Regions from separate parts of the Homo sapiens genome. Here region 2 is linked to region 1. A link is an interaction called in ENCODE POLR2A ChIA-PET data of the cell type or tissue named here. Cell type or tissue: Caco-2. All regions are shown on one strand. Links, peaks and the distances in the headings refer to the core of each region. The heading gives the core; the rest is flanking DNA. Region 1 has its middle 94 kb from the start of PIAS1. Region 2 has its middle 5.9 kb from the start of RNU6-1.

The links. Peaks named below come from ENCODE experiments on the same cell type or tissue, not always from the same donor. Only the 100,000 strongest peaks of a DNase experiment are listed, where the experiment ranks them.
Region 2: POLR2A ChIA-PET joins it to region 1 with 12 read pairs; 7 of 35 experiments call an interaction of 5 or more read pairs at or near these places.

Annotation. Positions count from the first base shown.
Region 1 is chr15:67,954,875-67,966,724 of GRCh38, forward strand. No RefSeq gene overlaps it. Among named protein-coding and RNA genes, the nearest start is that of PIAS1, 94 kb to the right of the region's middle. RefSeq lists enhancers at 175-254, 6,852-6,901, 8,103-8,272. In Caco-2, for the core only: no CTCF peak of the experiment used is centred there; DNase peaks (open chromatin) are centred at 7,147 and 7,257; H3K4me3 peaks cover 232 bases.
Region 2 is chr15:67,840,659-67,851,280 of GRCh38, forward strand. No RefSeq gene overlaps it. Among named protein-coding and RNA genes, the nearest start is that of RNU6-1, 5.9 kb to the left of the region's middle. RefSeq lists enhancers at 1-277, 278-1,229, 5,028-5,528, 5,529-6,029. In Caco-2, for the core only: no CTCF peak of the experiment used is centred there; DNase peaks (open chromatin) are centred at 532 and 3,253; H3K4me3 peaks cover 1,011 bases.

The DNA.
Region 1 (11,850 bases), core at 3,851-11,850:
ACCATTTCCTGTGCAGCATTTTCCCCTGGGCCATCTTTGCACAGATGCCTGGGAAACTATTCCTCTTCTGCCAGCTCTTTCTTCAGGCAGTACACAGTGTGCTCGGGAGGTTTCACCTTGTTTGGTGATGGTCATGTTTCAGTGCAGTTTCAAGTCCTCCCCAAATTCTTCAGTTATATAACCACAATGTCTTCAATATTGCTATTGTGACATATGGTGGTTTTAAAATACGCCTAAAAATTCTTTACTACTCTGCTCTTCAAGTGATGAAATTAGCTGAGCATGGTGGCATGTACCTGTAGTCCTAGCTACTCAGGAGACTGAGGCAGGAGGATCACTTGAGTCCAGGAGTTCAAGTCTGCAGTAAGCTATGATCATGCCACTGCACTCCAGCCTGGGCCACAGAGCGAGACCTTGTCTCTTAAAAAGAAAAAAAGATGGAACTTAATTCCCTTCCTGTTGAGGGTGGACCGGACTTTGTGACGTACTTGTAATGAATAGCATGTGGCAGAAGTAACAGTGCGTGCAGCTTCTGTGATTAGGTCTTAAAAGGGAATGTGGCTTCCTCCCTGTCTGGCTTTCTTGAATTATTCATTCAGGGTAGGCCAACTGCCATTTCATGAAGACACTCAACTAGTCCTGTGGAGAGGTCCACGTGGTGGGAACTGAGGTTTCCTGCTAAAACCCAGCACTAACTTGCAGGGTGAGTGTCTTCATGCATTTTGTGCTGCTCTAACAGAATACCTGAGACCGGGTAATTTATAAAGAGCAGTAATTTATTTCTTCACAGTTCTACACACTAGGAAGTCCAAGATTAAGACAGCGGCATCTGGCAAGGGCCTTCTTGCTGTGTCATCACATGGCAGCAAGGCAAAGAGAGAGAAAAAGAGGGGATGAACTCATCCTTTTGTAACAGTATCAATCCCACCTCTGAGGGCAGAGCCATTACGACCTAATAACCTCTTAATGTTCCACCTCTTAATACTATGACAATGTCAGTTAAATTTAAAGACAGATATTCAAATCATGGTGCCAGGTGCAAGAGCCACCTAGGAAGTGGATTCTCCAGGCCTCATCCAGCATTCGGACGATTGCAGACCTGGTCAACTTCTTGAAAATCTCATGGGAGACCGAGTTAGAACCGCCCAGCCAAGCTGTTCCTGACCCACAGAGACTGTGTGAAATACTAAGTGTTTATTGTTTTATGCTACTAAATTTGGGGAAAATTCATTAGCAGCAACAGATAGCTAACATATCTAGATGGCTGAGATCATCCGTTTTTGTTTTGATCCTTATTAATTTCCCTCTTGCAGGGTTATCTTGACTTCTAATCTACAGGGACACTCGAGAACACTAACCTGTGAACCATCATTTTCTTATCTGTAAAATGCAAGATTGGTATGAAGGGCACAAAGCAGGGACTTAAATGGAAATGATTAATATTGTTGTCGATGCTCATTAATAATGGAAGCCTTGGGTATCTTCCATTTGCCCCTCCATATCCATGTCCATTTCCAATCTTTTCTCACCCTACTCTGTGCCCCAGGAGGGGCTGACTTCCATGGACTATGTCAGTGGCCTCTCTGGTTCTCAGCCTTCCGGTAGAGTTTGGCAAATGAGAAATACTGGCAGGAGATAGGAGGAGGGCCAGAGGAAAGGGATGTATTTCCTTGGTTTCTTCCTTTCCAAGTCACCATGCTTTATCTTCATTCCTCTACCTCAGGCCACCCTGTCTTGGTACTGGTAACTACTGTCTCCTCTCTCCCCTCCAGGCCTCTGAATGATAACTGCTCCCCTCTTTTGCTAGCCCCAGGGTGTGTCAGTGTCCTTTGGTGGGCTCCCTAAGCTCTGTCTGCACAACTTTGTAAATAGTCCCTGTATTAAACTCACCTCAAATTGTATAGATCCCCTGCAGGGATCCTAAATGAGAATGGCTAGTTTTAGTTGCTTTTAATAATGATCCTGGATTTTTTAAAAGAAACAAACATTCTATAACCAGAAAGATTTCTGAGAATCCAAATAGATACAAGATTGAGCTTAGAAAAATCTAAAGAAATGGTTGTTTAGAATATCCCAACTTGAATTATCTGGCAAATGTACGTATCACAGATATGAAAGGAACCTTGTTTCCCTCCTGAGAGCAAAACCCAGAACCTCCAAGCAAAACCCAGGACCTCCAAAGTCGTCTGTGGAAGGAGTATAGCTGGAGTAAGACAGCAGGGAGAGCCAGGCGCCATGGCTCACACCTGTAACCCCAGCACTTTGGGAGGCTGAGGTTGGCGGACCACTTGAGATCAGGAATTTGAGACCAGCCTGGCCAACATGGTGAAACCCCATCTCTACTAAAAACACAAAATTTGTTGGGTGTGATGGCGCATGCCTGTAATTCCAGCTACTCGGGAGGCTGAGGCAGGAGAATCACTTGAACCTCGGAGGCGGAGTTTGCAATGAGCCAAGATCTCGCCATTGCACTCCAGCCTGGGAGACAAGAGCAAGACTCCATCTCAAAAAGAGAGCAGTAAGACCAGTGGGAGAGGGCAGTTGGCCAGCCTTGACAGTGTTTCCTGAGAGGACACTTCTCACCCTGAATGCTACTGCCTCCTGCCCACAGGGTGTTGCTGCTTCTCTTTCATGCTTTCCCTAGAACTTCAACAACAGCAACAAAAGCTTTATAGATATTTAAGGAGACCAAAAAGGAGAAAGCCTGAGGAAGAGCCATCCACTTAGGCTGCTCCTCATCCTACTGGAATGAGGAAGTGTAGCTTGGATTCCCAGCCTGGCTGACTTCTCCAAGCGTTGACATCTGTCCCACCCCATGGGGCCAACACACCTTCCCAGGCACCTGCCTGAGTTTCTCATCTTCGAAGTGGGCATAATACTATATTGAGAGGGTTCATCTATGTAAAGTGCCTGGGACAGTGTTGACACCCTGTATGTGCTAATTTTAATAGCAGCAGCAGCAGCTGTAGTTATTAGTGAAGATAATGGGTGTGGAACATGAACATTTGTTTTGACATGTAGGGTTGAAATTTATGCCAAGAGCCTCTGCCTAAACCCAAGAGTCCCAAGAGTGTCTGGGATAGACTATGAAAAAGCATTAAAAGCCTGATGTCTGTACAGAGATCACACAAATTGGCCTGTAGATGATTTTTGTTGAAGGGGTGGTGACAGAGCAGTAATAAAAAACCTAAGTTGTTCTTATCCACTGAGTTGAGTCTTTAGAACCCAGCTTAATATTTTCATGGCTCAGATTTATTTTGAATCTTAGCTTTTATTTAGTGCTTTAAAATGGGAGCAGATTGGGCTTACGAAAGGATGCAAAACTTGCCCTGACATTAAATGGCCCCAATTGCTAGCCTCTTCAGTTCTTATATCTCAATTATAATTTTTTATATTATAATTGTTGGCCTGTTTCCTCACGCTATGCTTTTAGCAGCCAGATCTTATTGCTTAGAAAGTGATTAATAAATGTTGGTTCATTAGTAATGTTTGGTTAATGACTGTAAATGCTTTCTCATTTTCCATTTCCCCTCTTTATTGTTAATTGCTTCTAATCTATAAACTGGGAAGACAGATGTCAAATCTTGTAGTAGTGTATGCAGCTGGAACAAGTCAGTACTGGGAAACAGATTATTTTACTCTTGGAGCACCTGCCCATGTGGAGCTCCTTTTGAAGAAAGCCGATCATTTGACCCTGCCACCATGGAGCAGAGATGGACAGCAAACCCAACAACAGTTGGCTATAGACTGAAAGCCAAGGAGTCAGTCTCCAAAGAACATCAGAAACCAATGGAACCAATCAAATCCTCTCTTTTGGAGAGTTTGAATGTGAGTCTCAAGAGGACATCCCATGCTGAGGAGGTTGAGGCTAACCCATGCAGAGATAAGGCAGCAAGCAAGCCCTTAGGTAGAGCGAGGCTGTAGGAGGAGTAGCCGTGGAGGCAGAGTGGCTTTGTTGCCTGATGGTGAAACCTCAGAGTCAGGGGCCACTGGGCAATGCTGCCAGCATGGAGCTACAGTAATTCCAAATGACTCCTAACCATGTCCTGCTGACTTCCATGACTGTTAGAAGGAAAGTTGGTGCTGCCTAGTTGTTCCCTTGCATGTGGCTGTGTGGGCTGTTTTGGTTTATTTGTTTAAGAGGCAAACTGTGGAGAGGTAAAGAACTTTCACTTACTCTAACCAGAGTATCCTTATTTTCTAGAACACTTTTTAAAAATTTAAGCATTTGATATATGGAACCTGGTATAGATATTAAAATGCACTCAAGAGGAAACATGCTTTTGAGCTGAGGTCCTATTTTCCAGCTTCTTTTCCTTTTTTTTTTTTTTTTTGAGATGGAGTCTCACTCTGTCACCCAGGCTGGAGTGCAGTGGTGTGATCTCACCTCGCTGCAACCTCCGCCTCCCGGGTTCAAGTGATTCTCCTGCCTCAGCCTCCAGAGTAGCGGGGTTTACAGGCATGTGCCACCACATTCAGCTAACTTTTGTACTTTTAGTAGAGACGGGTTTTCACCATGTTGGTCAGGCTGGTCTCTAACTCCTGACCTCGTAATCTACCCGCCTCAGGTTCCCAAAGTGCTGGGATTACAGTCGTGAGCCACCATGCCTGGCCAGTTTCTTTTCCTTTTATTTTGGGTCTGGCAGGAGGCTTTTATATTGTCTCCCAGGTGTGAGGACTAGTCACTGTATCATGCTTGTAAAGAATGAAATGGGTTTGGAAAAAGAAAAAAAAAACAATTTCAAGTTGCTACTGGCTTTAAAAATCCTACTCAGAGTATCAGCTAGCACAGCTTTTAGATGCTCAGGTCAAGGTCATGGAATCTCTCTTTCCTCTTCTTTGCTTTCTCAACTCTTCAGGTACACACACCCCCATCCACTTCTTCCACTGACTTCTCAGACTGTCTTCCCTCCTTAACTCTTTCCATTCTCTGTGTTCTTCTGACACAATGTAATACTTCCCAGCACCAAACATTATTACACTGTGTTGATAGATAAAGAACCCAAGGTGCTGGCCTGAGAGACAGAGCCAGGCTCAGTGAGGACATTCATTGCCAGCTGTCATGGGAGAGTGGATGGAGATTGTAGCAGTGGGCTCAAGAAAGTCAGAAAACAAAGGCTTTCTAAACAAGTGGAGGAGAAATCTAGAAGTCATAAAGGAAAAATGAACACATCTGACTACATAAAATATCTTAAAACTATAAGTGGAAAAAGATACCATAAACAAAGTCAGAAGGCAAATGACAGAGTGGACAAAAATATTAGCAACACATGTAACAGATAAAAGGTAAATGTCCTTCCTATACAAAGAGTGCTCTACAGTTTAAAAAGGAAATATGAAAGGTCCAATAGAAAAATGGTTTGAGGTTTGAATAGACAATTCACAGAGGAGAAAATGCATACCTCCAGAAGACATAAAATTATGCTTAGCATTACTTTAGTCAAAGACGTATGACATAAAACAATCAGGTTTTTGTCTGTCAGATTGGATAAAACTAAAATGACAGATAAGAGTAAGAAAATGGCTGCATTGATATAGTTAGTGGAGGGTACATCACACAACCTTTTGGAATAGAGTTTGGCCATGTCAATTAACATTACCATGTGCCCTACTCAGTGATCCAGCAGATCTACTTCTAGAAATCTGGCATACAGAAAAACTCATGCACATGCATAAAGATACATGGATGAGATTTTCATTGTAGCTCTGGGATATAATAGCAAAAATGGAAAACTGAAATGTTAATAAGGGAATGTTTAAATAAACCATGCATGGTGCATGGTTAACCTAGGCAGTAGATAAAAAGAATGAGGTGGCTCTACAGACACTAACCTACAAAGATGTTCATCGTATATTAAGTGTAAAAAGCCTGTTGAAAAATTGGATAAACAGCATGAATCAATTTCTACACTTTTTTTAAAGTATGAAGAAATAGTGATTTATGGGTAGGTATGCAGGGATAAATACAGAGCAAATGGTTAACAGCAGTTTAATCTGAGAAGTGGAAAGTGGGGTCTTGTGAGACTTTGTATAGTTCTTTCTTTCTAAGCACAGTTGAGTTATGGGAGGTTTTGCTTTATGTGTTTTTCACTAACTTTCTAAAATATCTCAATGACAAAATATGGTACAATTGTAAGGACATTTGTGATAACTGATCGATCTGTTATATGCCTATTTTGCTTTAGGCACTGTACTAGAGTGATTCCACAAGCTAATTTTATCTTCATCACTCCCTATGCAATACATATTATTATTAGAACCATTTTGCAGGTGAAGAATATGAAACTTAAAGAGCTGAAGCTACTTGTACACAGACTCTGGCTGTGGTCATGGCTTATAGGCAATTTGAAGCAAAGATGTTGGCAATAATGTAACACCCAGGGTGCTATAAGGACTAGATTGAAAGTCTGCCATCTGAGGAACTCTCTTTAAAGCACATGAATAGTCCTTAAAAACTGGGTCTCAATACATCCTTCCCCAGCTGTGGTCAAGTCCCCCTTCTTTTGGCTTTTGATGTCCTGGCTTTGTAGGCTTGCTGTACTCTAGACAAGGAATGCAAATGAGTGTTGAATGAGAGTAGGGGTTTGAAGTCCCAAGCACTAGAAGGCAAATTTACCTTCCCCCACTTAATCCTGGGTAAGCAAAACTGAATGGTAGCCCAGGTATGTCAGCTGCCCTCATTCTCGGCAACACTTCCAACTCCTTTTCTGCCTCTTTCACAGGACAAATCTCCAGCTGCGAAGTCCCCAGAGACACCTTCCACAAAGCTGGCAGCCTTTGCCCAGGGCTGTGGCAATTACTCCAAATGTTGGGAGAGTCCAAACCTCCTCTTCTAACTTTGTGTATAGGGGATCTCTGTCTTCCATGCTGGGGGATGGGAGAAAGGGGTTGAGTCTGCATAGGGCTGAAGCTGCCAGCAAGAGCTGGGACCCAGGAGAGCAGGCGAGAAGGGAGGGGTCAGGGCAGCCAGAAAACTTGTGGTTCTGAAATGAATCTGCATGAGTCATTTGTTTAAAAAGGGCGGAGTTTCTGGAGCCCCCAGATAATCCTGGGGAATAGAGTAGACCAGAAAAGACAAAATACAATGAAAGGATCAAGGGACAGCTAAATGCCTGAGATAGGCCCTTGGCTTGTGCTTAAATGATCCGTGTAGGTGTGTGTGTGTGTGTGTGTGTGTGTGTGTGTGTGTGTGTGTGTTTAGTGAAGTCTGCCAAGCTCTCATGACTTGATTCAAGTATCAGGTCACCTGTCCCACCAATCAAATATCCTTATCTTTCGGTTGGAGAATCTTCCCTCCTCCCTGATTCCACTCCCCAGTGCAGGCTACCGTCCCAGCTTTGTTAGGGGATAGGCAAATTGCTCAAGATCATTCAGTCTCGCCTACCAAGTCAGGACTGCTTTCCTAGAGCAGTTAGCCCGCCTCAGCTCAGCTCAGGTGGCCTTTGGAAAATCCCTGGCTGTTACCAGATCACGGCCTTCAATTTTTTTTTTTTTAACTGCAACCCTTAGTAAGAAATACATGTTATATCATAACCCAGTTCATAGGTGTGCATGGCCACACATACACACAAACGGACACAGAAGTTTCAACAAACAGTACTTACTTAATACTTAGCCCAATTATCTGATTCTTTTCCATTCTATTCTTTAATTTTTCATTTAAAAAAAATGTTTGTAGGCCGGGTGAGGTGGCTCACGCCTGTAATCCCAGCACTTTGAGAGGCCAAGGTAGGTGGATCGCTTGAGCCCGGGAGTTTGAGATCAGCCTGGGCAACATGGTGAAACCCTGTTTCTACAAAAAAATACAAAAATTAGCCAGGTATGGCGGTGCGTGCTTGTAGTCCCAGCTCCCAGCTACTCAAGAAGCTGAGGTGGAAGGATTGCTTGAGCCCAGGAGGTTAAGGTTTTAGTGAGCCCTGATCACATCAGTGCACTCCAGCCTGGGCAACAGAGTGAGACTTTGTCTCAAACAAACAAACAAACAAACAAACAAAACGAACCAAACAAAAGTAACAACTTGCAATTCATTCAGTTAATTTCAATACCTATGGGTTAAGATGAGCGGATTGAAATACACATTCAAGCCTAATCTCTGAATTATGCAGAGATTTTGAGAATATTCCTTCATTAGCCACAGCCATGTGTGCCACACAGGAGAAACCAGGTTGACGGGCAAGTCGTGGTCCAAGGTCATCCATGGACCCTCATTGGTGAGAGATACTCCCTCACCAGAGAGTTGAGTGTATTGAGTCATATGATGAATGGGGCCACTGTAGTTTTAGAATAAAAATATGATTTATTTTCTTTCTTTCTTTCTTTTCTTTCTTTCTTTCTTTCTTTCTTTCTTTCTTTCTTTCTTTCTTTTTCTTTCTTTCTTCTTTCTTTCTTTCTTTCTTTTCTTTCTTTCTTTCTCTTTCTTTCTTCTTTCTTTCTTTCTTCCTTTTCTTTCTTTCTTCCTTTTCTTTCTTTCTTTCTTTCTTTCTTCTTTCTCTCTCTTTCTTTTTTTTCTTTTTATTTTTTTTGAGACAAAGTCTGGTTCTGTCACCTAGGCTGGAGTACAGTGGCACAATCACAGCTTAACTGCAGCCTCAACCCCTGGACTGAAGCGATCCTCCCATTTCAGCTTCCCGAATAGGTAGGACTGCAGACATGCACCAACACACCTGAATAATTTTTGTAATTTTTGTAGAGACGGGGGTCTCATCATTTGCCCAGGCTGGTCTGGAACTCTAAGGCTCAAGCGATCCACCCACCTCAGCCTCCCAAAGTTCTGGGATTACAGGCTTGAGCCACCCTGCCCAGCCAAGATTAGCTACTGAGAGCTTTCTATGTGCCAAGCATTGTTCTAAGCACTTTACACGAATTAACGTATTTAATCCTCACAATACCACCATGCCATATGTAGTATTATTAATCCCTGATGTATGGACAGTTCGGGAATTTAACATCCAGAAAATAGTTACTAAATATGGATCCAGGTATCAAAGCCAGGCAGACTGGCTCCAGAGCCCCCAGCTCTTCTGCATCACATGTACCTCCCCACTACAGCAGGCCTTCTCGGACCTTCCACGACTGGCTCACTTTGCCATCTTTTCCAAGGATAGTGTCCAGTGCTGAGCTCAGCAAGCTGTGGCCAGAATTCCACAGAGGACTTGGACTAGAGCTGGAGCTCCAGTGTGGTCACCAATCCAGGTGATCATTTCATTAGATCAGTCCAGCAGAGCATTCGTTCAACACCCACTTACTAAGCCTTCAAACCCAGAAGTTCAGGGCTGGAAGACACTCCAGAAATTTCCAACTACTTAGGGACTTTCATACAGGGTAAAAGGGACACAGGGATCTCTCTACTCCAAGACTTCCACTTTTATCTGTTTCAGAGATAGAGTTTCTGCATAAGCTTATACTTGAAAAAAAATAGTCTTGCTGTTAAAACAAGTTTATTTTGGGGGAGGTGAGAGAAAATTTTAAGGAATTAGCAGTCTTTTGGGAAATAATTGATGACACGTTTTTTAGAGTGGTAAAATACATATAATGTAAAATTTACCATGAATGACAGTGCAGTCACAGTATTGTACAATATTCACCACATTTTCATCTCCCCTACGGAAAATCCCATACCCGCTAGGCAGTGATTCCCCATTACCTTTTCTCCTCAGTTCCTGGAAACCACTAATTTACTTTCTGTGTCTGTAAAATTGCCTCTTCTGGACATTTCACATAAACAGAATCATATAAAATGTGGCCTTTTATGACTTGTTCTTTTACTTAGTATAATGTTTTTTATTTTCGAGACAGAGTCTCACTCTGTTACCCAGGAGGCTGCAGTATAGTGGCATGATCTTGGCTCACCACAACCTCCACCTCCCCAGTTCAAGCAATGCTCATGCCTCAGCTTCCCTAGTAGCTGGGATTACAGGTGCATGCCACCACACCCAGCCTCACTTAGAATAATGTTTTCAATGTTGTAGCATGTATCTGTACTTCATTCTTTGTTATGGCTGAATAATATTCCATTGTTTGAGTACATATTTGTTTATCTGTTTATCAGTTGATGGACGACTGAATTGTTTCCACCTTTTGGCTGTTGTGAATAATGCTGCTTGCTATGAGCATTTGTGGATGCATTTTTGCTCGAGCACCTGTTTCAATTCTTTCAGTTATATTATTTTTATTTATTTATTTCTTATTGAGACAGGGTCTCAATCCGTCACCCAGGCTGGAGTGCAATGGCATGATCTTGGCTCACTGCAACCTCAGCCTCCTGGGCTCAAGTAATCCTCCTGCCTCAGCCTCCTGAGTAGCTGGGACTACAGGCATAAACCACTATGCCTGGCTTATTTTTGTATTTTTTGCAGAAAGGGGTTTCACCATGTTGCCCAGGCTGGTCTTGTACTCCTGGGCTCAAGTGATCTGCCCTCCTCAGCTTCCCAAAGTGCTGGGATTAAAGGTGTGAGCCACCGGGTGTGGCTAATTCTTTCAGTTACATACCCAGGAGAGGAATGGCTGGATCACAGGGCAATTCTTGTTTAAGTTATTGAAGAAGTGCCAAATTGCTTTCTACAGTGGATGCACCATTTTACATTTCCACCAGCAACATATGAGGGTTCTAACTGCTCCACATCCTCAACAACACTTGTTATTTTCCTTTATAAAAAAAATTATAACCATTCTAGTGGGTGCAAAAATAGTGTCTTATTGTGTTTGTTTATTTGAATTTCCCTAATGACAATGATACTAAGCATCTTTTATGTGCTTCTTGGCCATTGTATAACTTCTTTACAGAAACGTCTATTCAAGTCCATTGCCCATTTAAAAATTGGTTGTCTTTTTGTTGTTGAGTTGTAGGAGATTTTCATATATTCTGGATACTACAAGTCCTTATCAGATATATGATTTGCAAATATTATCTTCCATTCTGTACATTGTCATTTCACTCTCTTAAAAGCATCTTTTGATGTTTTTGATTTTGATGAAATCCAATTTATCTAATTTTTTCTTTTTTTTTCCTTTTATTTATTTATTTATTTATTTATTTTTTGAGGCAGAGTCTTGCTCTGTTGCCCAGGCTGGAGTGCAATGGTGCAACTCTCGCTCACTGCAACCTCTGCCTTCTGGGTTCAAGTGATTTTCCCACCTCAGTCTCCTGAGTAGCTGGGTCTACAGGCACGCGCCACCACCCCCAGCTAATTTTTGTATTGTTAGTAGAGACAAGGTTTCACCATGTTGGCCAGGCTGGTCTTGAACTGCTGACCTCAAGTGATCTGCCCACCTCAGCCTCCCAAAGTGCTGGGATTACAGATCTGAGCCACCATGCCCAGCCTCTAATTTTTTCTTTTGTTGCTTGTGTTTTTTGTGTCATTTCTTAAGCCAATGCCAACTCTGAGGTCATGGACATTTACCTTTATATGTTCATGTAAGAGTTTTATGGTTTTAGCTCTTACATTTAGGTCTTTTGTCCATTTTGCATTAGTTTTTGTATATGGTGCAATGTAGGGTTCCAACTTCATTCTTTTGCGTGTAGATACCCAGTTTTCCCATCATAATTTGTTGAAGAGGCTCTTCTTTCCCTTTGAATGGTCATAGTAGTCTTTGAAAATCAGTTGACCATGGATGTATGAATTTATTTCTAGACTCTTAATTCTATTTCATTTATCTGTATGTCTGTCCTTATGCCAGTACATGTACCTGATGATTACTGTAGCTTTGTACGAAGTTTTGAAATCAGGAAGACTAAGTCCTCCAACTTAGTTCTTTTTCATGATTGTTTTGGCTATTCATGGTCCCTTACAATTCCGTATGAATTTTAGGATCATGTTGTCTATTTCTGCAAAAAGGCCTTTGGGATTTTGA
Region 2 (10,622 bases), core at 1-8,000, 120 kb before region 1:
GAGGGTTGGCCAGGGCGCGCCTTCAGCTTCCCCTCGGCTTCTCGGAACTAGCTCTCTGCATTCGGAGCCAAGGCGATGAGGGTGTCTGCTTTGGGACGCAAACTTCCAGTAGTGGTGGAAGTCTGGGAAGGGTCACCACCGTTTGAGCCAACATTTAGAAAGAGCCAGGCGCTTAACCTAAATGGTATCATTTCCCCCATTTTGCAGTTTAGCAAACAGGCTCTGGGAGGTTAAACCATCTGCTCCAGTGATCCTGCCACTGGTTAAAGTAGTTGGGATTTGGATGCGAGTCTGGTTTCAAAGACTTTTTTTTTTTTTTTTTTTTTTTTTTTTTACGCAGTGGAGTTTGGAAAAGATTTGAGACCACAAGTGCAGCCTCCGCTTTCCTTGTTAGAGTTACTCCAGAAGCCCTGACCAGCTCAGACTTTCCTTCCTACTTCCATTCCTTCAACAAATATTGAACATCTGTGGTGTCAGCACCCGGGCTTCAGGGATGCGTGAGTGGGCAGGGTTGCTATGGTCATGGAGCTCGGTTCCAGCAGGGGAGCCAGGCAGACATGAAAGAGCCCTCTGGATGCCGAGACGTGTGCTGTGAAAGTGTGGCATAGAAAGTGCCTGGGGGATGATGGCCACTTCAGTGGGGCAAGAGAGAAGGTGACATTGGAGCTGTCATTGATGATAACGGCGGCAGCGCTGAGGGGACGGGGACCGAGATCCAGGCAGAGGACCTTGCAACCACCTGACTCAGTGTCACCCATCTGGGCCAGCCCTTCCCGGGAGACCACTGTGGTGGTAGTTGCTGCTCCCAGCAGTGCTGTGGCTCAGTACTGAGAGAGGGGAGGGACCTGGGGAGCCACTGCCAGGGAGTTCGGGCTTTGGAGGCTTGAGTTCTCCCCACTCGGTACGCCTCTTAAGTGAAATGGAAGTCATTTGACTAGCTTCTCATCTGACCTTACTAAATAAGCAGTAGGCAAACGCAAACCTCAGAATGCTAATATGGCCTTTACTGAGTGAAAAGAGCTAATTTGGACAATGATGTTTACCTCAGATTTACAAAAGAGAATTGCAAATAACCAAAAAGCACATTAACATGGATGGGAGATGATGCTAATCTTCAATTAGCATCCACATTTTTATTCATTTATTTAGAACAGGTAGGGCTGGTGGTTTCATAAATGCCTTATTGTGGAAACTAGCATGAGATACACCTAGTTATTGGTTCAACATTTCTGGCTACATGAGCATGTGTTACTTTGAGCCAGAGGTAGATTTTTTGTTGTTGTTTGTTTTTTTGAGATGGAGTCTCGATCTGTCACCCAGGCTGGAGTGCAGTGGTGCAATCTCAGCTCACTGCAACCTCTGCCTCCTGGGTTCAAGCAATTCTCCTGCCTCAGCCACCATGCCAGGCTAATTTTTGTATTTTCAGTAGAGACGGGGTTTCACCATGTTAGCCAGGCTGGTCTGGAACTCCTGACCTCAGGTGATCCACCCACCTTGGCTTCCCAAAGTGCTGGGATTACAGGCGTGAGCCACCATGTCTGGACTCTTTTTTTTTGAGATGGAGTCTCACTTTGTCACCCAGGCTGGAGTGCGGTGGTGTGATCTTGGCTCACTGCAATCTCTGCTTCCTGGGTTCAAGAGATTCTCCTGCCTCCACCTCCCAAGTAGCTGGGACTACAGGCTCACTATCATGCTGGGCTAATTTTTTTTTTTTTTTTTTTTTTTGAGTCAGAGTCTCGCTCTCTTCAGCAGGCTGGAGTGCAGTGGCATCATCTTGGCTCACTGCAACCCCTCCTCCCAGGTTCAAGCGATTCCCCTGCCTCAGACTCCTGAGTAGCTGGAACTACAGGTGTGTGCCATCACCCCCGGCTAATATCTGTGTTTTCAGTAGAGACAGGGTTTCGCCATGTTGGCTAGGCTGGTCTCAAACTCCTGACCTCAAGTGATCTGCCTGCCTCAGCCTTCCAAAGTGCTGGGATTAAAGGCGTGAGCCACCGCGCCCCGCCAATTTTTTGTCTGTTTTTTCTTGTCGAGCAATTTTGCAGAGGAGAAAGATCTGAGTTCTAGTTCTCATTCCACCTGGAACTGTTTGTGACCTTGGCCTGCTCCCTGTACCTCTCTGTCTCTGGTTCTGTTTTAGCTTCTGCAAAGTGAGGAAACTACCCTAGAGATGATCCTTGACATTTTTCAGCATTGAAATGCTGGCATTCTTGCAGCTGGATAACTGAAGGACGTTTTTGGATAATTGTAATTTTCTGATATTCTGCATTCTCCCAGTACCATGAAAAAAAATAATAATTAGCAAGATGTAAAAATTCAAGAGGGTTTTTGTTTTCTCTTTGAGAAGGGCGAAGCAAACTGGTCATCCTGGAGCCATGGAGGGCCCCAGGATCAGCCCCCAGGGGCGGCTGTGGATCTAGGGCCTGGGACCTGCTGAACCGTATCACAACATGCCTCTGAGCTCCAAAGGCCAGTACAGACGAAGCGGGAGGCTGGTGAAGGGGAGGGGATACATTGAATGTAGCATGGAGGTGGAGGAGAGGAGGAAGCATGGAGGGGCTCAGGGAGGGGAGAGCCGAGTGGACCATGACTTCATGGGAAGTCCCAAGCCCCCACAGGCCTTGAGGGAATAGGCATTGCAGGCGAGGAGAGTGTGGGTGCCAGAGAGGACTGGACTGGTGGGCAGGCTTGGAGTTGCAGTGGGAGCCGGCTCCTGCCGCCTTCAGAGTTGTTGGCTTCTCTTCACTCTGCAGTCCTGAAAAGAACTGAGTCCTGGCAGTCTTCCCTGAATGTTCTGGACTACAGAACCCCAAGAGATGAGGAGTGGTCCCCCTATCCTGTTTGAGGTGGTACTTCCCACTACCTGAGTAGGAGAGAGCAGAGCCAACTTTATTTCGAACAATTAAGAAATGGGCTGTTTCATATGGAAAAAATGTCAGTGAAGACATGAACTCTTAGCATTCTCTAAAATTATGTAGTGTTTCTCTTACAGCCAGAGAGCATTGCATGTTTTCGTGTATCATTTTATTTGAAGCAGGAAGGGCTGGGGACTCCCAGCAGCCCCACCGGAGGGAAGGAGGGAGGAAGGAGCGGGGATGTGGAGAGAGGCCCCTGTGACCTTGTTTATGTGCAGGCCTGGGAGGAATGGCATTAGTGGTTTCAGGAGGTGTTGCCCTGGGACTGTAGCACAGGGACAATGCGCTGAGTTCACATGCCTGACCCTGAAGCTCCAAAGGCCTCAGACACAGAGCATGGCCAGAGCAGGGTTGGAGGAGGCCTGAGTGTGGGGGAGGACCCACTCCCCCAGGCTGCCAGAAATTCCTGTGAGCTGCTTATGCTCTGAGTTAAGCCTTGTTCTTATAACATCTCTTTTGAAGTGCACTCTGTCACCTAATTCACCTCAATGTGAATGAGTTTTTCCAAAGTTAAGCTGAAGGGGGGTGGAGTAGGCAAATCGGTCTGTGTGCCCACAGCTCAGAGGGTGGCCTGGGGGAAGAGACAGGGTCAGCTGTGGCCAGCTGACCTCTCAGAGGGAGTTTCTTTCAAGACTTGTAAGCCTGGTGTGCCCAGAGCCCTTGCTCTGCTGGGGTGGCCCCTGGTGTGTTGAGATCAGTTCTAATCCATCCCAGATGCCGGGCCTCAGTGGAGCCCTCTGGTCCCGCCCCTCCCCCTGCATAGCCCAGGCTGCCCCTTTTACTCTCCCCCAGATCTCATATTTGTGCCCAGAATGTCTTAAAAGATCTGTTTCCTCACCTGTGGGATGGTGATTGTGCTGCCTGCTTTGCAGGGTCATTTGAAGGTTAAATGCAGGATTGGGTGTGAAAGGCCCTAGCACATTGGATGAGCTGATTGATGCCAAGTGTTTACAATAGTCCTGGGCTATTCTAATGCTCAATACATAACCACTTACTTATTCTTCTTTTCCTTCGTCTTGCAACTATCTGCATGAAATAAACTTTCTTTAAGGTAAAAATAGCAGGGTAGGGAGGAGTCCCTAAGTTTTGCTCCTTTTAGCCACGACGGGGAGTATTTTTGCCCAGATGTCTTTAATCCTTTGGATTTGAGTTTCCAAAGGCCCTGGTTAAGATGCAGTTATGTTTTGAGACGGGACACTACATAGACTCAGTAATACCTGTTTACGTAGCTTAGTACGATTCCTTGCCCTTTAAGACCAACACAGGGTCTTCTGGCATCCTATTTCATGTGAGTATCTCTGAGACATAAGCATGGGGGTGCAGGGGTAGTGCTGGTTATTATTCCTCTTTTACTGATAGGGAAAGGCGAGGCCTACAGAGGTTAGGTGACCTATCTAAGGACACAGCTAGTTAGTGACGGTCCTGGAATTTGCTCTCGGATCTCTCTGACTCCGAGGGCTCACTTTACACCTACATGTAATATGGGAGTACAGTTTGAGGGGTTCTGGAGTGCTTTCTCCAAATAATCTCTTACTGCTCTTACTCTTGCCTTAAATCCTGCCACTGATGCGTCATTATTTTGAGCTGTTGCTGTATCGAGGGTTCACTGTAATTTATTTCATCAAGACCTTTTTTTCTGGCAGTCCCAGGATGGCCTAAGGGCATAAGGCGCTTAGGTTTAGGGTGTGGAGGACTTGCTCAGAAAGAAGGTGCAAAAAGAGGAATTGCCAAGTCTGAGCATGGGGTCTGCCAGCTTCTCTCTAGCTCTCAGTTTCCCTGTATGGGATTGCAAGGATGGGAGGAAAAGTGTCACACCTCCTCCAAATCCTGGCTGCCCTGGAGTCCAGACATCGCTCCCTGCCAAGGCTACAGTGACTGCAGCAGTGGTACAGGGGAAGACTGCAATGGCTTTCAGCCAAGAAGGTCCATATTTATGTCTCATCAACTGTGACTAGGTGGGTCACCAGTCTCTTCCAGTTGCTGACCCTGTTTTCTCGTCTCTAAAATGGAAGTGATGATTTTTCTACTTACCACACAGGGTTGTGAGGCTCCATTGAAATGCCACTGTAAATTGCTATACAACAAAAGACAGGAATATCAGTATTGTCAGACACCCATTGGAGCCTCAGGCAGCTCAGCATTCCCCTTACCTGGTGAGTGAGGCATTTGTGCATTAGGAACAGACCTACAAAATCAGAGCACCAAAATGAAACATCACACTGTATTAATATTTTCACACCACTTAGCTCTCATTAAAATGTACTTTGCTGAATTTAATATGTGATTTCAAATGACACAACATATTAAGTGCTTAATATACTAGAAATTATGAAACTATTATAGTTGATGCCATATGAAATAATTACACTGAATTAAACTTTAGCAGCCAAGTGAAGGAAAGACTTCAACTTAAAACGTCTTAAAGAAGCTTAAGCCACCACTGTAATCCCCAAAATAAATGTCCAGAAATTAGGATCTTTAAATAAAAACTGGAACTTAATCTGTACTTACACCGGGAAGCTCTTCTGGGCTTTGGTGATGTGCAGCATTGTTCCCTTGGGGAGGTGAGGGGCCCTGGGACCCACTGCAGGCCAGGGTGTTGGGATCAGGGCTTCAGTGGGCTCGCTCCATGGGCCTGGCTGGGGGTTGGCTCAAATGGCCTGGAGTAAAGCCTTCTACCGAAGTGACAGATTAGTCTTTGCTCGAGATTAGCCTATTGACAAGTTAAAAATAAAAACAAACCCACCTTATGGAACATCTATTCAGTGCTTCCTTTGTGCCAGCCATTTTATATGCATTTCCTCATTTAATCCTCACAATACATCTGTTTTAAGAGCCACTGTTTTTCAGATGAGGAAACAGGCTCAGAAAGATTAAATGAATAATCCAGGGCCTTAAATCAGAATCCATAGTGTTCACCCCTGCATCAGATTGCCTTTCTCTAAACTCTTCAACCTCCTCATTAGTGTATGTGTATGCATGCATGTATGTACTACCTCCTATTTTAATAATGATTCAGTGACTGATATGGTTTGGCTGTGTCTCCACCCAAAATCTCATCTTGAATTGTAGTCCCCATAATCCTCACGTGTCAAGAGAGAGACCAGGTGGAGGTAATTGAATCATGGGGGCAGTTTTCTCCATGCTGTTCTTGTGATAGTGAGTGAGTTCTCACGGGATCTGATGGCTTTATAAGTGTTTGGTAGTTTCTCCTGCATTCATTCTCCTTACTGCCGCCTTGTGAAGAAGGCGCTTGCTTCCCCTTTGCCTTCCACCATGATTGTAAGTTTCCTGAGGCCTCCCCAGCCATGCAGAACTGTGAGTCAATTAAACCTCTTTATAAATTACCTAATCTCGGGCAGTTCTTTATAGCAATGTGAAAATGGACTAACACAGTGACCAAACACATTAGCCTGCTATATGACAGTGACATTACCTATATCTTTATCTCATTCCAGTCATGGAGACTAGGGACCATGGCTTGAGAGTTTCACCTTAAACTGTCTCGATACACTCAGTCTGGCTAACTTAGACAGGAAGAGCTCTGTGGATACTTGCTGTTAATTCAATTAAAGAAAAATGAATTCATTACCTCCTCAGTATCCTGACATATTACCTTTGTGTGCTTGCTTAAATAAGATATCCTCTTATAAAGAGCAAGGATACTTTCTATCATAGGGAATACCAGTGTCTTAGCTACTTAAGGCCCTATGTCTCAATTACTTATATCACATGAAAATACCCAATGGGCTGTTTGAAAAATATAAATTTTAGTGTGGACATTTAAATGTATTATCATTTACTGACCAGCAAAAATGATTTTCATAGAGACAGGAAAATTTGGCTCAACCAAACACATGTTTGTAATGAACTGAAAACATGTATTTCTCGTTAAGAGTCAAGATTAGGCTCTGTTTTGTATCATAGAAAAGCAAATAACAGTGGCTTTAAGATGATAGAGGTTTATTTCTCTTTCACATGAAACAAGTTGTCTTTTAAGGACTTGTCTGGTAGCTCCATTGTGGCAGACAGCCAGGCTCGTTTATCCTTTAGGGCCACAATTCATGGTCCAAGATGCTTGCTAGAGCTCCAAGTTCCAAGCAGGAAAGGCAAGGGGGAGGCCATTACTGCCCCGAGTAAAATCCATAACTCAGCATACCACCTAACACTCAGGAGCACTCAGTACATGGTACTCTTGGCTGTTGCTCATCTTCCGTTCTGCACAACAACAAGAAGGAGGAAGGGAAGTCGTATTTACTAATACCATACAGGGTTCTCAGGACCATGCTGGACATTTACACATGATTGCATTCAACTTTCATAATCCAGTGAGGGTGGTGTAGCAGCAGGTTAAGTAGGAAGTGAGGCTGTATCCACATGTGGAGGTAGGAAATTGGAGGGGAAGGGTGGAATGTTTCCATAAGAAGCCGAAGGGCTTTCAAGAAGGAAGGGATGAAGCCTCCAACACTTGCTCTCTGAGATTCAAGTTAATACACATTTTCAGTGTGGATCAAATGGTCCTGACGAAGGTGCAGTGGCAGGAAAGTGTTAATTATGCTCTTAGAATAAAATTGCCATGAGCATAGAAAGTGAAGAGATTAACAAATTTTAAAAAGACATTAGAAAAGCTAGCAAAAGACTTGAACAGGTGCATCGCAAATTAGGAGCTCCAAATGGTGAATGTGAAAATGTCCTCAACATCTTTAATCATCAGGGGAATACAAAACCACCTCACAATTAACACTGAGAAGTCTGATAATGCTGTTAACTAAAAACTCAATCAATATATAAATTTGGAAAGGAGAGCTTTGTTTCTTATAAAGGGTTATAGCCAGCAAGGTGGCCATTCTGACAGGCTGGGAAGTGTTAGCCTTGGTCGAAGCCCAGAAACACACTTCAAGGGAGAGAGGGAAGGGTAAGACAGGAATTTAAGCTGAATGGTTGGCCAAGTATAGGTATTCAACAGGATACAGGAGGAGCTATGAATATTCATGGAGGTGGTCCTAATACATGCATACTTGAATAAACATGCATATTACATATGACCCATGTTCTCTTTGCAGTGGAGACTTTTAAATGTAACATTTAAATGTAGTACAGTTAGGTTCTATATGTCAAAAGGTCTTTTCAGGACACAAAGGCACTCAAGTGTGCAGTCTCTGTAAACCAGCCAGACCAGTCCATGGTTGGTGGTCTTCTCATCAGGAGAAAGTTAACTGAAATAACTCTTGTCCAATCAAAGCTGTAGTTATGTCTTGTGGAACAGGGGGTCAGTTAGGTAGCATCTGGCGATGGATTGAGTTGCAGATTATTTAATATGGCTTATTTCAAGGCCAGTGCTTGTTTAGCTGCTGGAGAAAAAGAAAAACATTGTGGCAGTTGGAACAGAGTTAATTTTTTAAGTGTAGGGGAGCGTAGTGACTTAACCCTTGCATTGCATGGCCTTAGGTGTTGTTTATAGTTTGATATAGTCATAAAGAGTCCATTCTATCAGTCTTATTATCTCTATTTTAACATTAAAGCTGATCAGTTGGGCTGGATGCAGTGGCTCACACTTGTAATCCCAGCACTTTGGGAGGCTGAGGTGAGAGGATCACTTGAGCCCAGGACTTGGAGGCTGCAAGGGAATTATGGTCATGCAACTTCACTCCAGACTGGGTGACAGAGTAAGACCCTGTCTCTAAAAAATAAATAAATAAATACAATGCTGCTCAGTTATTGTGTCCAGATTGCAATATGACCTCTTGTCTCGTCATGACCAGGAACTCAGTTTTTAAGTCCTGTTGGCCAAGAGTGGGGGCTCCATTCAGTCAGTTGGGGGGCTTAGAATTTTATTTTTAGTTTACAATGCCAAGTGCTGATGAGGAAGTAGAGCAACCAAGATATGAGAATATATGTCTGGGGAGTGGGGAGATTGGTGCAACCACTTTGGAAAATGGCATACTCCTAAAATTGAAGATAAGTATACCTTATGACTCAGTTGTTCCTTTCTAGTTACATGCCCTAGAGAAACTCATGCATATGAGCACCAAGTTACAGGTAAAAGAATGTTCAAGGTAGCATTGTCTGTAATGGTCCCAAACTGGAAACAACTCAAGTGCCCATCAACAGAAGAATGGATATCCACACTGTGGTATATTCATGCAATAGAATACTATGCAGTCATGAAAATGAATCAACTACAGTTATTAGGTTGGCGCAGAAGAAATTGTGTTTTTTTGCCATTGAAAGTAATGGCAAGAACCACAATTACTTTTGCACCAACCAATACCTCCAGTGTTAGGGGCTGAATTATATCCCCCACTTCTACCTCCAAATTTGTATGTTGAAATCCCAACCCCTAGTACTGTAAAGTGTGACCATATTTGGAGATTGGGTCTTTAAAGGGGTAATTAAATTAAAATGAGGTTATTGGATGGACCCTAATCCAATATGGCTGATGTCCTTATTAGAAGAGGAAATCTGGACACAGACATGCACAGAGAAAAGGCCATGTAAAAACAGAGAAAATGTAGCTGTTGACAAGCCAAGGAGAGGACCTTAGGGGAAACCAACCCTGCCAACACCTTGATCTTGGGCTTCTAGCTTCCAGAACTGTGAGAGAATTAATTTCTGCTGTTTAAGCCACCCAGTCTGTGGAACTTTGTTAGGCACCCCTAACCCCCCAGCAGACTAACACACCAGCAATGTGGACAGATCTTGTAAACATGATACTGAGTGGAAGAAGGCACTAATAACATATACAGAACTATACCATTTATATAAAGTTCAAAATTAGGCAAGACCAAACTATTGTTTAAGGTCGTATATACAAATGGTAAAATGATGAAAGCAAGGAAGTTACCAAAAATAAGAAAATGGGAGGCGACACATAAAGGCTTCTGGGAGTGGGGGGTTGGGGTCGCCTAACAGTTCCACAGACTGGGTGGCTTAAACAGCAGAAATTAATTTGCCTGTTTCTTCACTTGGGTGCTGGTTACTCAGGTGTTCTCCCTAGAGTTGTGCACTGAACTGAACATTTATGTGTTGTGCACGTTGCAGTATTTATAATAAAATGCTGTAAAAGGAAGACAGAAGCAGGTGGGGGAAGAGGAGAAGCAGAGAGAGAAGGAACGAGGAGGGGGAAAAGGAGGGAAAGGAGGAAGGACGAGAAGCGGGAGGGGAAGAAATAAATCAGTGGGCTGGCCTCTTACCAAGTGGTGTGGTCTAAGAGCTGTGAGACCACAGCTGTCAGTTAAAGGTGGGTCCCAAGCTCAGGTGCTGCCTCTGAGTGTGAACCTGAGCCCAGAATCTCTCCCCTAGAGAAGGGCTTAGAAACTTTGTAACCTTGGGAAAGCCAGAGTATTTTTCTGAGATTTGTTTCTACATCTTTAGACCGGGGAAGATAAACACCTCTCAATAAATGTAAGGCTCTTCCTTTTACTAATTCAGGTCTCTGCTCTCATGTCACCTCCTCCAGGAAGCCTTCCCTAATGATCTTTTGAAAATAGCACCTCTTGGCTGGGTGAGGTGGGTATGCACCTGTGGTCCCAGCTATTTGGGAGCCTGAGGCAGGAGAATCGCCTGAGCCCAGGAGGCTGGGGTTGCTATGAGTCATGATTGCACCACTGCACTCCAGCCTTGGCAGCAGAGCGAAATCCTGACAAAAAAAAAAAAAAAAAAAAAAAAAAAAGGAAAAATAGCACCTTGATGTGGCTTGGCTCTGTG